Linked DNA regions of Homo sapiens: region 2 is linked to region 1. A link is a contact called in ENCODE Hi-C data. All regions are on one chromosome and are shown on one strand. Each heading gives the region's core, a stretch centred on a gene start or an enhancer-like site at or near the end of the contact. The rest is flanking DNA. Distances are from core to core; before and after follow the strand shown. Region 1 has its middle 16 kb from the start of MIR4453. Region 2 holds the start of TMEM131L (transmembrane 131 like).

Evidence for each region. Hi-C counts contacts between places; a loop is a spot of excess contacts on that map. Pooled maps may share reads with other maps.
Region 2: a pooled map shows a loop between it and region 1 (4-fold over the local background). The contact joins the promoter of TMEM131L here to the enhancer-like site in region 1. A Hi-C loop is called at or near these places in 5 of 37 single-sample maps with no recorded cell type and 4 of 50 pooled maps.

What each region holds. Positions count from the first base shown.
Region 1 is chr4:152,551,056-152,553,755 of GRCh38, reverse strand. It overlaps the pseudogene RPS3AP18. Among named protein-coding and RNA genes, the nearest start is that of MIR4453, 16 kb to the right of the region's middle. RefSeq lists an enhancer at 1,346-1,555. Within about 2 kb of position 1,420, at least 4 of the 41 ENCODE cell types and tissues checked have a DNase peak (open chromatin) inside an H3K27ac peak, as active enhancers do.
Region 2 is chr4:153,464,912-153,467,611 of GRCh38, reverse strand. TMEM131L (transmembrane 131 like) reads right to left here and starts at 1,252. Exons shown (of 35, transcript NM_001131007.2): 1 at 1,091-1,252; 2 at 331-401. The coding sequence starts at 1,214. RefSeq lists enhancers at 1-81, 1-241, 1,612-1,791 and silencers at 552-911, 1,282-1,381, 1,422-1,571.

The DNA of each region.
Region 1 (2,700 bases), core at 171-2,670:
CCCACCTCAGCCTCCTAAAGTGTTTGGATTACAGGTATGAGCCACTGTGCCCAGCCCCCAAATTTCTAATGCTAAAGCAAGGGACCTGAAAAAGGAGAGGGGCCCTGAGAGTTCCGATGGAGATATTTGGGTAGATGGGCTCAAGGACCTTAAAACCCCAGATTCCTCTTAAAACTGAGAGTGAGAATACTCTGGAGCCTTTCTCCTTGCTAGGAGAAATCAGACTTCTGGTGCTCGGAGACTATGCCAAGGCCTCACGTAGCAAGGGCAAATGCCTTGCAGGATGATGCTTGTCTCTAAGATCCATCCCTACCTCTCTTCATTTCTTCTAGACCAATAATGAGAAATCTTATTATGAGCCAAGCGAGGAAATACTGTTATGTGAAGAAAGGGGTTATTCACCAAAAGCACTGCAAAACCTGGCAAATAGGTACTAGCAGGAAGTGGGAGAACTCTCCTGGAAATGAATCTTAAAGGTGCCAAATCAGGGAGGGCAGAATATAAGACTGAATAGTGGACAGTTTGTTAATACAGGTGTATTATTCAGTGACACGGGACTCACTATCCTGGTAGAATGCCCAGAACTGTACCTAATACATTGCAGAAACAGCTCCTTGAAACTTGAAAATAATGATCAGATGGAGATGCTGGAACTTCTTAGAAGAGAGATGAAGAAGAGGTCAGCAAGTTCAAAGAGATTAGAAGTAAGAATGCATTTTTTTTTTTTGAGACACGGTTTCACTCTGTCACCCAGGCTGGAGTGCAGTGGCACAATCTCAGCTCACTGCAGTCTTGACTTGCTGGGCTCAAGCGATCCTCCCACCTCAGCCCTCTGAGCAGTTGGGACTACAGGCATGCACTACCGTGCCCAGCTAAGTTTTGTATTTTTTGTAGAAATGGGGTTTTGCCATGTTGCTCAGACTGGTCTTGAACTTCTGGGCTCAAGCAATCTACCCACCTCAGCCTCCCAAATCCCAATCCCTCAGCTGGGATTACTGGTGTGAACCACGGCACCTGGCCAAGAATGCATTTACTATGTAACACCAGAGAACCCACCAGCCAACAATGTTCCCTGGGAGGTCCTAGAGGACACTCCCTTATTAAAGTGATAAGCAATATGCTAGTATATTCTGAGAAGCTCAGAACTGCTTGTCCTCTAGATCAAGATTGATGGTAAGAAATGCCCCAGAGTAAATGGGAATAACAGAATTCTAGCGGCCAGGTTGGTGGTACTAGACCATCAGAGGCCCTGGCAATATAATTATGGTTACGTGTATCAGCCTGAATAAGTTAGGAACCTAATATTGAGTAGGAAACAAGTGAATCCCAGCAGAACACATGAGTCATTCAGATTTTGAAAATATGCAAAATGCCTTTTGGCTCTCTGAGCAGCAAGAACAAGTGCCTCACGAAAGGCAGCAAAAGGGGAACCAAGAAGAAAGTGGTTGATCTATTTTCTTTTTTTTTATTTTTGAGACGCAGTCTTGCTCTGTCACCAGGCTGGAGTACAGTGGCGTGATCTTGGCACACTGCAACCTCTGCCCTCCGGGTTCAAGCGATTCTCCTGCCTCAGCCTCCCGAGTAGCTGAGACTACAGGTGAGCGCCACCATGCCCAGCTAATTTTTGTATTTTTAGTAGAGACGGGGTTTCACCACGTTGGCCTAGATGGTCTCGATCTCTTGACCTCGTGATCCACCCACCTTGGCCTCCCAAAGTGCTGGGATTACAGGCATGAGCCACCATGCCCGGCCTAGTTGATCTAGTTTCTAAGAAAGACTGGTATGATGTGAAAGCACCTGCTATGTTCAACATAAGAAATATTGGAAAGACACTAGTCACCAGCACTGAAGGAACCAAAATTGCATCAGATGGCCTCAAGGGTCGTGTGTTTGAAATGAGTCTTGCTGATCTGCAAAATTATGAAGTTGCATTTAGAAAATTCAAGCTGATTACTTAAGGTGTCCAGGAAAAACTGCCTAACTTCCATAGCATGGATCTTACCTGTGGCAGAATGTGTTCCATGGTCAAAAAATGGCAGACATGATTGAAGCTCATGTTGATGTCAAGACTACTGACGGTTACTTGCTTTGTCTATTCTGTACTGCTTTTACTAAAAAACATAACAATCAGATATGGAAGACCTCTTATGCTCAGCACAAACAGGTCTGCCAAATCTGGAAGAAGATGATGGAAATCATGACCCGAGAGGTACAGAGAAATGACTTGAAAGAAGTGGTCAATAAATTGATTCCAGACAGCATTGGAAAAGACATAGATAAGGCTTACCAATCTATTTATTCTCTCAATGATGTCTTCATTAGAAAAGTAAAAATGCTGAAGAAGACCAAGTTTGAATTGGGAAATCTCATGGAGCTTCATGGCGAAGGTAGCAGTTCTGGAAAAGCTACTGGAGAAGAGACAGGTTCTAAAGTTGAATGAGCTGATGGATATGAACCACCAGTCCAAGAGTGTGTTTAACACTCAGACATTTAAAATGGCAAATAAAAAGTCCTATTTGTGAAAAAAAACATGGAAAATGAAAATTTGTGTGTGTGTGTGTGTGTGTGTGTGTATCACAGGTGGGTGAGCACAAAACTAGAATAATGGTTACTTCTGGGAAAAAAGGGAAGAAAATGGGGCTAGAGAGATGTATGCAGGGACTGCTAAGGTACTGGCAATATTCTCTTTCTCAAGCCAGC
Region 2 (2,700 bases), core at 3-2,502, 910 kb before region 1:
CCATCCACACAGCACCAGCTCACTTAGGGAACAGTGTGCACCCAGGACACCCACGGCCGAACAGACCGCTGGCCGCTTCCCTGCTGAGGTGGCCTGGGTTCCCACCTTCTGAACTTGGGGCCGGCCTGCCTCAGGCCCTGTCACATGGCGTGGGAGGAGCCGGGAAGGCCACCGTTGCCAGGTGTTCAGGCTCGGCCCCTAACGTTTATTTGCCTTGCAAAGTGGCCCGAACGCCTGTGCCGCTTGGACAGGGGGTGGGGAGGACCGGGGGCCTCCCCGCCTCTCCTCCCTCGTACACCCACAGCCGCCCTGTCACCTGGTCGTCCTCACCTGAGTGGGCAGCAGGAGTTCCCCTTCTTCTGCCTGCCACAGCTCCACCACGTTCGGCAACGGCTCAATCGCTGCAGGAACACCAAAAAATACACCACGTTTTTAATGCACGCTAAAGAAACGCTTCCTGTTTCCCCTACCGTCCCTCCGTGCCCCCCGCCTCACCAAAACACGTCTCTTTTTCCTCCTGGGAACAGAGGCCATCCCAGGGGCGAGCCAAGGATAAAAATACAATGGGTGGGGTGTGAGCCGGCGGCCCCTCGGACGCGAAGGCGACAGCGTGCAGGCAGGCTCGGGGTGCTCGTGCTGGGGGTGGGGGGACGAAGTGGGAGTGAAGACACCCCACGAGGCACTCCGGGCTCCGCAGCCCGAGCATCTGGAGTGTGGACCCTGGGCGGCCAGGCTCGGGGGAACAAAGCTGCAGGAAGCCGGGCCGCTGCGGGGCACCCGCGCGCGCCACACAAAGCGGGGGCTGCGCCCGGGGCGCAGGGGCCCGCGCACAAAGGCTCCAGGGCGCGAGCGGCTAGCGGTCCCCAAGCCCCGCGACTGCCCCGCTCTCCAGCTGTACGGGGCAGAGAGGCGCGGGACGGGACGCTGTGGTCAGAAAATGTTATCAGCGGAGAATCGCAACAGCTTTCCTTCCTCCTCCTGCCCCTTTCCCTTTCCTCCCCTCGCCCTCTTATAGATTTCAGCAGTTCCCTAAAAGAAAGAGCGGGGGCGGGGTGGAGAGGCAGAGCGAGCCCAGCGGCGCAAGGCTGACCTTGTCCCTGAGCCCCTCCCGGGCGACAGCAGGGCAGCAGGACCTGGAAGACGCCCAGCAGGAGGTTCACGGCCGCCGCGGTGCGGCAGTAGCAGCCGGGCTGCGGGCGTCGGAGCCCCGCCATGCTGCTGCTCGCGCTCCTCTCCGTTGCTCGCCGCGCTCGCCGCTAGCTCGCTGGCGCCCCAGCTGCCTCGCCCCGGGCCCGCCCCCGTGCCGCCCCGCCCCGCCCCGCCCCGCCCCGCCCCGCCCCGCGCCGCACCACCCCCGCCGCTGCCGCAGCTGCTGCAGCTCCAGACCCGGGCGCGCCGCTTGCTCTGAGCGCGTGTGCGCCGCAGATAGGGAGGGACGGAACGCGGCGGGGTGCGGGGGAAAGTGGACAATGCGAACCCGCGGGTGCCCCGCCCCGGCGCGGAGCACATGGCCGCGGGCCCGCCCCGCAGCGCGCACTCTGCGGGGCCCGGGCGCTTTCCTCGGCTGGGACGGGGTCGCTTAGAGCTGTCCGCGGGGACTAGCGGCCCACTTTTGCCAAGTGCATTTTCATGAACTTTTGGGTGGTTGCCGCTTTGTCGAGGCGCTTGGGCCACGGTCGAGAGATTACCCTCGAGGGAAGAGGTGGCGGTGGAGGTGGGAACGAGGAGTCGCCAAGCGAGAGGCCTTGGACACAGGATATTAGTGGAAATAATGCAGTGGTTGTCAGGAAACGCGAGTGCAGCCACATGGCCACTGCCAGTTATGCAGCGAGGATATCCGGTGGCTGCAAAGTCTGTAATTTAGAATAAAAAGAGCTCTCCCAAAACCCGAGAGGCAGACCTCAGCGCCGCGTGGCGGTAGTGCGCCCGGCACCCTCTGTGGACACTGTCCAGGTCCTGACAGGTGGGGAAGACTCTTCCTAGGGGATTTATAGCTTCAAAGACCCTGCAAATACTCCCTTTTGGAATCATATTGCAAAATTCAGCCAGCCTCTCCTGAAATATGGTTGGGGTCGAGGATGTGGTTAGTTGCCTGTTTCTAACATTAGTAGGATAATGGAAGTAATACGTGGAAATACATTTCCTAGTTCCAGGTTTTGATGCCTATAACTAACAAGTCCAAAATCTGGCATCTCTTTAAGTTAACATCCTGCCTTTACCAGCGATGTCGCAAACAAGGGCTTATTCAGAAATCAATTTGCATAACCTAGAAGTATGGGCAATCTTATGATTTTTTAAAGTTAACTTACTGCTTCCACTGTAGCTTGTATGAAATTCAGAGAATATGAACAATATAGTATGAAGAGGGGAAGTGATGGGACACACCTGTTTACCTTAATCCTCTGTTTAATTGCTCCTTGTGCCTTACAAGCCAGACTATAGAAAACCAGTGCTTGCATAGCAGACACAATCCTGAGAAGGACAAAATGAAATCTAGATCCTCTTTCCTAAAGACGTAATACAGTACTGTGAACACAGTCTCACACACTGTCTGCATTTAACTCCAAACAAGGTTAAATAGTCTAATTGCTTGGCCAGACTTAACATTTAAGTAGATTAGCATAAACGTAAGTTGTTGATGTGAAAAAAAAAAAGGGACACTTTGCATTTTCCAACTTGAATACCTCCAGTAGTCTCTGT